Linked DNA regions of Homo sapiens: all the other regions are linked to region 2. The links are chromatin contacts, found by Hi-C or POLR2A ChIA-PET in ENCODE. All regions are on one chromosome and are shown on one strand. The core of a region is the stretch at or near the end of the contact, and the rest is flanking DNA. Distances in the headings are between cores, read along the strand shown.

What was found. Hi-C counts contacts between places; a loop is a spot of excess contacts on that map. ChIA-PET counts read pairs that join two places held with the same protein, here RNA polymerase II (POLR2A). Pooled maps may share reads with other maps.
Region 1: a loop to region 2 is called in a map of CD4-positive, alpha-beta T cell, with 12 times the contacts of the local background. The contact joins the enhancer-like site here to the promoter of EVI5L in region 2. A Hi-C loop is called at or near these places in 1 of 168 maps with a recorded cell type or tissue (CD4-positive, alpha-beta T cell), 2 of 37 single-sample maps with no recorded cell type and 10 of 50 pooled maps. POLR2A ChIA-PET finds 5 or more read pairs at or near these places in 2 of 52 experiments (HEK293T and naive thymus-derived CD8-positive, alpha-beta T cell).
Region 3: a map with no recorded cell type shows a loop between it and region 2 (5-fold over the local background). The contact joins the promoter of FCER2 here to the promoter of EVI5L in region 2. A Hi-C loop is called at or near these places in 5 of 37 single-sample maps with no recorded cell type and 7 of 50 pooled maps. POLR2A ChIA-PET finds 5 or more read pairs at or near these places in 3 of 52 experiments (B cell, K562 and WTC11).

Annotation. Positions count from the first base shown.
Region 1 is chr19:7,650,520-7,653,509 of GRCh38, forward strand. No RefSeq gene overlaps it. Among named protein-coding and RNA genes, the nearest start is that of STXBP2, 15 kb to the left of the region's middle. Within about 2 kb of position 1,717, at least 11 of the 41 ENCODE cell types and tissues checked have a DNase peak (open chromatin) inside an H3K27ac peak, as active enhancers do.
Region 2 is chr19:7,828,449-7,831,806 of GRCh38, forward strand. It overlaps EVI5L (ecotropic viral integration site 5 like), which reads left to right and starts at 1,770. Exons shown (of 20, transcript NM_001159944.3): 1 at 1,770-1,933. RefSeq lists a silencer at 1,627-1,866.
Region 3 is chr19:7,700,051-7,703,386 of GRCh38, forward strand. It overlaps FCER2 (Fc epsilon receptor II), which reads right to left and starts at 2,081. Exons shown (of 11, transcript NM_001220500.2): 1 at 1,965-2,081. LOC105372262 (a long non-coding RNA gene) reads right to left here. Exons shown (of 5, transcript XR_936296.2): 5 at 3,030-3,071. RefSeq lists an enhancer at 1,968-2,077.

The sequences.
Region 1 (2,990 bases), core at 467-2,966, 180 kb before region 2:
AGGCCATGGTGAGGGTTTTGGTCCCTGCTGAGGCCATAGGACATCATAGACAGGGTCTGAGTTGGGACAGGTAGGGACCCATGTCTCATGTTGGCAGTGAAATTCTCACTGCTGGAGTGGGTGCCTGGGGAGGGGGCAGAGGGTGGGGAAGCATCCTCTTCAGAGGTAGAGCCTCTCTTACCGCCTGTGCTCAAGCGATCCTCCCACCTCAGCCTCCTGAGTAGCTGGGACCATGAGTGCACATCACCAAGCCCAGTTAATCTTTTAATTTTTTGTAGAGACTGGGTCTGGCTATGTTGCCCAGGCTGGTCTCCTGGGCTCAAGCGATCTGCCCACCTCGGCCTCCCAAAGTACTGGGATGACAGGCGTGAGCCACCGTGCCCGGCCTCTCTCCTGATTTTGAGGTCACAGATCCTTTTGAGAATTCAGGGAAATCTAAGGACACTCATCCCAGAAAAACTGCACACACAATTTGCAGGTGGGGGCTAAGGAAAATGCAGCCCCCTCTGATTCAGCAGTTCCACAATTAGGATTTATCGGAATCTCCCACCAGGGCAGGGAGATGGATGAGGAGAGTTGTGAAGGGGATGAGGTGTGGGGAAGAAAGTGGGTCGGCTGTGGACCCCTGGGGTCCGCCTGCCCTGGATATGCCTTTGCAGGGCCTCAGCAGGGACGCGTTTTAACTTACGGGAGGTGCAGGGAGTGGGAGGGAGGTGGTTTTAATGTTTAAAACTTAAGCTCAAGGTCGGGCACAGTGGCTCACGCCTGCAATCCCAGCACTTTGGGAGGGCGAGGTGGGAGGATTGCTTGAGGCCAGGAGTTTGAGGCCAGCCTGGGCAACATAGCAAATTCCTAAATATATGTATTTTTGAGACAAGGTCTCACTCTGTTGCCCAGGCTGGAGTGCAGTGGTGCGATCTCGATTCACTGTAACCTCTGCCTCCTGGGTTCAAGCGATTCTCCTGCCTCAGCCTCCCAAAAAGCTGGGATCACAGACGTGCGACACCATGCCCAGCGAATTTTTGTACTTTTAGTAGAGATGGGGTTTTGCCATGTTGGCCAGGCTGGTCTCTAACTCCTGGGCTGAAGACCTCCCACCTCAGCCTCCCAAAATGCAGGAATTAGAGGTGTGAGCCACTGTGCCCAGCCAATCTCTACAATACTCTTTTTATTTTATTTTATATTATATTATATTTATTTATTTATTTATTTTTTGGAGATGGAGTCTCGCTCCGTCGCCCAGGCTGGAGTGCAGTGGCATGATCTCAGCTCACTGCAACCTCCGCCTCCCCGGTTCAACCGATTCTTCTGTCTCAGCCTCCCGAGTAGCTGGGACTACAGGTGCGTGCCACCACGCCCAGCTAATTTTTGTATTTTTAGTAGAGACGGGGTTTCACCATGTTGGCCGGGATGGTCTCGAACTCCTGACGCCGTGATCCACCTGCCTTGGCCTCCCAAAGTGCTGGGATTACAGGAGTGAGCCACCGCGCCCGGCCAATACTCGTTTTAATAAAAATTTTAAAATGTATTCACGCCTAACTGGGTAGTTACTTGATACAATAAATGATCTTTTCTAGATTAAGAAAAAAGAAAAAAAAACATTTAAACTCAATTTCCTGGGAAGCCGCAGTTTTGCGCCGGGAGTGGCTTGTGTAGGCACGCGCTGCGAACGCCAGGGGGCGCTGCGGCGCAATTTCCCGGTTTCTTTGATCTTCCGCGTCTGTAACTGGAGATGAGGTGACCCGAATTAGACACGACGGGGAAGTAGGTCAGGGGTTATTCCGTGGTTCTCAGCGGAGACAAAAGTCTGTTGCTTAAACCGCCTCTGCCTCTGCTCCTTACTTATACCCAGGTGATGCAATGTCTTCACACTAAAGGCAAATATTGAGTCTACAAATATTTATGTGTCCCTGTGGGCGGCGGCAGCTGACAATATCGGGTCCTAACGAGCACGAAGTCAAGCTCCCTCTGCACGCTTTATGCAGATCCTCAAAACCCTCCTGTGAGGATCGCTGGAGCCTAGGAGTTCGAGGCTGCAGTGAGCTATGATTGTGCCTCTGCCCTCCAGCCTGGGTGAGAAAGCGAGAAGTTGTGTTAAAAACAAAAAAAAAGTTGGGGGGCCGGGCGCGGTGGCTCACGTCTGTAATCCCAGCACTTTGGGAGGCCGAGGCGGGCGGATCACGAGGTCAGGAGTTCAAGACCAGTCTAGCCAACATGGTGAAACCCTGTCTCTACTAAAAATACAAAAATTAGCCGGGCGTGGTGGTGGGCGCCTGTAATCCCAGCTACTCGGGAGGCTGAGGCAGGAGAATCGCTTGAAACCGGAAGGCAGAGGTTGCAGTGAGCCATCATGCCACTGCACTCCAGCCTGGGCAACAAGAGCGAAACCCTGTCTCAAAAAAAAAAAAAAAATTATCCTTTGAGATCCCTTCCCCCAAGTCCATTTCCCATCTCATGGTGAACCTGGCTGCTGTTCTTCAAACACACCACACTGTCCCTGCCCCAGAACCTTTGCACCTGCTATTCCCATCATCCGCAATGCTGTGCCTTGCAAGCTATTGTACTCCTTCCTCCTTCCCTTCCCCAGCTGGGAGAGGCCCCTGCTTTACTTCCTTGTGGTATCCCCACTTAGGGTGCTTTCTTTCTGGTTCTCTTCTGGTACCGAGGAATGATCCTCATTCTGGATTTGGCAGGTTGCTTCCTCTCTCCCCATCCCTGCCCCAATGTTTACCCTATAAATGGCTTAGAACCACATGCTCTATTGGAATAAGGGTCAGTTGCAGCCAGAATAATATCATGCTGGTAGGGCCGGGTACTTCCTGGTACATCACATCAGGGGGTCCATAACGTCATGTCACTACGATTGATGGGTGGGTTTGGGGAATGTCCCTGGTCCCCAGTAACTCTCCACATAAAGATGTTAACAGGAGCTGGGCCCAGTGGCTCACGCCTGTAGTTCCCAGCACTTTGGGAGGCCAAGGCAGGAGGAT
Region 2 (3,358 bases), core at 520-3,019:
CCTGGGGAGGTTTATTAACAGTTCCAGAACGTTGGCAGATGCAAAATAGACAGGAAGAGGGAGGGAGAGGCAGAGAGAGCTGGACAGAGGCCGGGACCATACGTGGATGTCAGTCACTGCTTGCAAGGCCACACAGAGTCTCCTACTACAGAGAAGGTTGAGCTCTCAGACCTTAGGAAGTCCTGACGTGCCCCTCCCTGGGTCCAGCCTTCCCTTCCCCATTCTGAACTTAGGACATCTAGCTGGGCGAGGTGGCTCATGCCTGTAATCCCAGCACTTTGGGAGGCTGAAGTGGGAGAACCTGGCACCAGGAGTTTCCGACTAGCCTGAGCAACATACCAAGACCCCAGCCTCTACCAAAAAAATTAGCCGGGCATGGTGTGCACGCACCTGTAGTCCCAGCTACTGGGGAGGTTGAGGCGGGAGGATCATTGGAGTCCAAGAGTTCGAGGCTGCATTGAGCTATGTTCGCATCACTGCACTGCAAACTGGGACACAGAGCGAGACCCTGTCTCTGAAAAATAAATAAATAAAAACACACTTATGACGTCACCCTCTCTGCTATGACAAGGTCCTTCCCTGCCCCACCCCCTCCAGGGCCCATCCCTACATCTTGGGGAGGAAATAAGTCCATTTTGGTCAGTCTTGCCCGCTGTCAGTAACTGTCCCTACGAATTCCTCTCTAGCTTGAAGGATTCTCCACCTCTCCCTTCTCTGTTAAAAGAGTCACGGGCCCATTTTCATTCATTCATTCATCAAATGTTTATAAGCAGTTTCCATGCTGGGGACCTGGAAGAGACCCGACCTAGGCCCTGCATCCCGACTCCCCGAGGATCTATCAGCCTGGGAGGATGGGGAATGGGAGGGCCTATCCCTCCCCACGATCACGGCGCGAACCGAGCTTTGATGGAGAAACACGCGGCTCTGTGAGCTTTAGAGAACACATTTAACCTGGCCTGGAGTAAGACAGGGGACGGGCCTGAATCTTTTATGGGACCCGCCCCCAATATCAACCGCCCCGTCCCCAGCACAGAACTGGGCTCCTAGACGACACGGTGCCATCACGTCCCCAGTGAGTCTTCAGGATTTCTGGCCACGCCCCTTCTCAGACCCAACCCCCGAGCCCCTCCCTTGCTTGACCCCGCCCCATCTCTGGCCTAGGCCACGCCCTCCTCTTAGCCCCACCCCCATTTCATTCAACCCAGGCCTCAAGCCCCACCGCCCAGGACGCCAATGCTCCCACCAATCTCACATACCCATTGGTCAGAGAGTGTCACTTTCCCGCCCTCCTTCAGTAGCATTGGTTCCCTAGGTGTCAATCTTCTTTATGGCGCCCCCAGCAGTTGCCAGGGCCCAGGTTTGAGGGGCAGATAATAATGGACGTCTCGGGGCGTCTCGTTATTGGGCAGAAAGCCCGGCTCTGGGCGGGGCTTAGTGCCAAACGCTTGGCCGCGTCTGCCTGGTGTTCCTCAGGGCCGCAGCCTTTCCTCACGGACACACCCCCACTTTCCTTGCTATTGGTCTTATCAGGTGTTGATCAATAGGATTCCTCATTCCGATACGCAAAACTACCTGTCCTTCACCGCTTCCCTCATTTCAATTCGCTCTCTCCTCAGAGGCGGCAACCTTCTGAACGTAGCCAGGGCCCGCCTCACGGAATGGCCACGGAATGGTCAGACACCCCGTCACTCCTGGCTGGTGGGCGGGGCCAGGGCGCCTGGGGGCGGCGAATTGGCGGATGGGGCCTCGGGGGCGGGGCAGCGGCTCCTGTCAGCGGGTGAAATGGCAGCGGCGGAGCCGGCGGCGGCCGCGGTCCCGGGGGGCGGCTGAGGGGGCCGGGCCGGGGCTGCGGGGCGAACGGCGCGGCTAGGATCCGGCGGCTCAGCCCGGGGCGGCGAGGCTCGGCACGGAGATGGCGGCGCGCTCGGCGCAGGTAGGGCGGCGCGGGCCGGGCCTCCCGGGCGCCTGCTCAGGCCGGCGGCTCCGTGATGCGGCCCGCGGGGAACCGGCAGGACCGCAACTCGGGCCGTCGTGCCCCGGAACCCGCGCTGGGAGCCTCGGCATCCCCAGCCCGGGACCTTCGGAGGACCCTGGCCCCTGCCCACCCTCGTTGCCGATCCCTCCGGACCCCTCCCCAGGAGCTCCTGCAGGATCCCCCTCCCCCACTCCGTCCCCTCCCCATGAGGACCCCGCAGGCCCAGGACCCCCGTCCACCCTTTGCAGTGACCCTCAGGACTCCTCTCCGGGAACCCCCTCAGGGCTCCCCATCCCCCCACTCCGCCGATCAGCCCCTCAGAAGCGCCCCCCAAGCCCAAGAACCCCCGTCCACCTTCTGCCCTGATCTCTCAGGACCCCTCCCTTCTGGACAACACTTGCCACCCCCTCCCCGCACCCCCTCACTTCACGTCCTCCTATCTTGGGCCCAGAACTGCCCCCACCTCTCCCCAAGGAGACCAGCCTCAGGGCCTACCCGCCCCCCATGCTGACCCCACAGGACCCCTCTCTGGCCTCTGTAAGTCGGATTTCCTACCCCTGCCCACAGCCCTCAGCTCAGCCTGCTAGCCCATCTCCCACCCCAGCTGCCACATGCCCAAGGGCACCCCTAAACACCACTCCCCGGCGTCCACCCAGCACACTGTGGTAGCTCCACTGATCCTGCCCCATCTGGATCCTGGCTCCTGGATCCTGAAAAATCCACCCATGCTCAAGACCTCCCGTTGGATATTCTGAACCACCCCACTCCCCATCCAGAGCCACCCATCTTTCTGAAAACCCCAAACACACACACACACACACACACACACACACACACACACACACACACAGTCACTTAGATCCCCCAGCACACACAGAAAAACTTAAGAGCTCCAACATAGACCCCAGGCATATCTGCCCCTGCCCCCACCCACTCAACACTTCTGCACCCCTCCTCAGATCCCACCTGTCCAGGCCCTCCCAGAGTCCCCGACAGCTCCCCCAGCTCAAGCAGAGATTCCAGAGACCATGAGGTGCCTGCCGCACCCCAGGAAGCCAACTTGCCCCTCCACCAAACCAGCGCCCACACTGGAGCCTTGGAGGGTGACAGGGCCCCAGAATCCCCCAGCACCTACCCCTGTGGGAACCTGCCCCAGGCCTCTGCCAAGTTATCCATCCTTCCCTGCTGTGCCCTTTCAAAGGGAAGGACGCTCACTTTCTCTCCTACACTAGTGTCCCGAAGGAACCACTGCCCGCCCCCTGATTTATGCCACCCCCTGGCGGGAAGGGAGAGGATTCACAGCTCCTGGCTTCCGTCCTGAAGTCTGCCCCCAGCCTCCTGACCCCATCACGCCTACTGGCCTCAAATGCCAGAGCCAGCAGG
Region 3 (3,336 bases), core at 831-3,330, 130 kb before region 2:
CATCACACTTGAGCTACACAGCAGGTGCACCCATGAGATCTTGACAAATGGCTTAATTAACCTGGAAACTTCTTTCCTCATTCGTAAAATGATGATACCAAGAACACCTATACTGTTGGTTGGTGATCTGTGCTAAAAATATCACCAGCGTTTATTATAATTGCCTTGCCTGTGTGACCTCAGCCAAGGATTCAACCATTCTCAGCCTCAGTTTTCCCCTCTGTAAAATGGGCTGATGACAGCACCCAACTCATGAGGCCAAGATAGGATCCAATGAGATCACAGCATACCTGAGGTTTTTGGTGCCGGGCTGCGCACAGTGGGTCTTCGGATTCTAAACATTTATGAAACATCTACTCTGTGCCACGTCCCACTGAGAAATGCTAAGAGCCCATAACCCAGGCCTCAGCCTTCTCCTCTGCCAATGTCCCCAGGGCATCTGTAAAGTGCTCTGACTTTATTTATTTATTTATTTATTTATTGAAATGGAGTCTCGCTCTGTTGCCCAGGCTGGAGTGCAGGGGCACGATCTCGGCTCACTGCCACCTCCACCTCCTGGGTTCAAGCGATTCTCCCGCCTCAGCCTCCCGAGTAGCTGGGACTATAGGCACGTGCCACCATGACCAGATAATTTTTGTATTTTTAGTAGAGACGGGTTTTCACTATGTTGGCCAGGCTAGTCTCAAACTCCTGACCTCATGATCCGCCCGCCTCGGCCTCCCAAAGTGCTGGGATTACAGGCGTGAGCCACTGTGCATGGCCTATTTTTTTATTTTTTGAGATGGAGTCTCGCTCTGTCACCCAGGCTAGAGTGCAATGGCACCATCTTGGCTCACTGCAACCTCCACCTCCCGGGTTCAAGCGATTCTCCTGTCTTAGCCTCCCAAGTAGCTGGGACTACAGGCACCCACCACCACACCTGGCTAATTTTTGTATTTTAGTAGAGACAGGGTTTCACCATATTGATCAGGCTGGTCTCGAACTCCTGACCACAGGTGATCTGCCCTCCTCAGCCTCCCAAAGTGCTAGGATTACAGGCGTGAGCCACTGCGCCCGACCAAGTCCTCTGACTTTAAAGCATCTACTATGTGCTGAGGAGCATGGGACTTGGGGTCCTTCAGGCCTGGAGGTCACGGGCTACCTTCTTTCGCTGCTTGACTATAGGTAAGTCCCTTCTCTCGGAGCCTCAGGGAGGTGGGGTGTGGCGCGGCCAGGCTCTGATTAGCGGCAGCTCAAGCTGGCCCTTTTGACATTGTGAGAGGAACCCAGAGACCATCCTGGGACTGGAACTGTCCAGGGAGGCAGCTGGACAGACCTGAGTCCGAGTCCTGGCTTCTTCCTGGATGAGCAGCTCAGTTTGCTCATCTGTAAATTGGGAGTATTCAAAGCACCAGCACACAGTAGGTGCTCAGTAAACCTACTGGCAGGATGCTGGGGGACTGTCCTCATTCTGTGGGGCCTCTCTCAGTGGAACTGAGGTTCCAAGAGGGTAAGTCATTTGTCCCCATCACGCAGTGGTGGGACTGGAACTCAAACCCGGGACCCTTGAGCTGGGAGCCCATTTGCTCAATCATCTGGAGACATAATCTCATGGTGGGGTGTCTACTGGTAAGTGCTGGGTGGCAGGATCCCAACTCCAGGCCGTCCTTCTAACCCAAGAGGTCCTGCCTCTGCCTAGAGTCTTCCATGGCTCCCCAGGGCCCTCTATGATCGGCCCAGCGCACTCACCAAGCTCATCTCAGACCAGATGGCCTGCTTTCACTTCCCCAAATCAGGGACTCGAATGCCTCGAGATTCTGTCCACACTGCGGCCCCCACCCCCGCCCCCTCACCACCCACCACCTCCCTTCTCTGGTTGTGACCTCCTGCTGGTCATCCCTTGAGGCTCAGCCCAAGGTCGTTTCTTCCAAGGGCGCTTTGATCTCCACTTCCCATGGCCAACCCCCAACACACCAGATACGTACTCACTTAGTGGAGTTTGGAGCCTGTGTCTGTCCTCCTAGTGTGTTGGGGTCGACCAGAGCGATTGGCAGGGACCGTCAGAGACAGAGGTTTAAGCAGGAAGAGAGACACTTTCTTCTGAAAGTAGAGCCACTGACAGCTTCTATTTTCATAGACCTAAATATGGGCTTGCCACCCGGATAACATTACACGCATGGCCTCTCCTGGTGCTCCCCACACCCGGGTGAAGTCCGTGTTATTATTATCTCCATTTCTCAGGTAAGAGAATTGGGTGAGAACTAGAGATGTTAAGCAGCAAGTTCCCACAGGGCTGAAGGAGGTGAGTGGTAGCGTCAAGATGTGAACCACTGTTACTGCACACTGAATCATACCACTATGGCCGATCACAGAGGGCCCTGGGGAGCCACGGAAGGCTCTAGGCAGAGGCAGGGCCTCTTGGGTTAGAAGGACGGCCTGGAGTTGGGATCCTGCCACCCGGCACTTACCAGCAGACACCCCACCATGAGATTATGTCTCTTGATGATTGAGCAAATAGGCTCCCAGGTCAAATGTCCCAGGTTTGAGTCCCAGCAAGAAAAAAGGGAAGAGGAGAGAGAGGCAGAGGAAGGGGAAAAAAAAGACAGAAGGAAGGAGAGGGAGAAGGAGGAGTAGGAGGGAAGGAGGGAAGCGGGGGGAAAGAAAGATACGTGAGATAATATTCAGGTCAAATATGGACAGTTTTGGCTGGGCACGGTGGCTCACGCCTGTAATCCCAGCACTTTGGGAGGCTGAGGTGGGAGGATCACTTAAGCCTGGGAGTTCAAGACCAGCCTGGACAACATAGCAAGCCGTTGTCTCTACAAAAACTATAAAAACTAGCAGGGCATGGTGGTGCATGCCTGTGATCCCAGCTACTGGGGAGGCAGAGGTGAGTGGATCACTTGAGCCCAGGAGTTCAAGATCAGCCTGGGCAACACAGTGAGATGAAAGAAAGAAAGAGAGAGAGAAAGAGAGAGAGAGAGACCGGGCACAGTGGCTCACGCCTGTAATCCCAGCACTTTGGGAGGCCGAGGCAGGTGGATCATCTGAGGTCAGGAGTTCAAGGCCAACATGGTGAAACCCTGTATCTACTGAAAATACAAAAAAAAAAAAAAAAAAAAAAAAATTAGCTGGGCATGGTGGTGGGCACCTGTAATCCTAGCTACTCGGGAGGCTGAGGCAGGAGAATCGCTTGAATCCGGGAGGCAGAGGTTGCGGTGAGCCGAGATCGCGCCATTGCATTCCAGCCTGGGCAACAAAAGCTAAACTCTGTCTCACAAAAAAAAAAAAGAAAAGAAAAAAGAAAGAAAAACAGAAAAGAAACACCAAACTCCATCCCAGCCCCATCCTGGAACT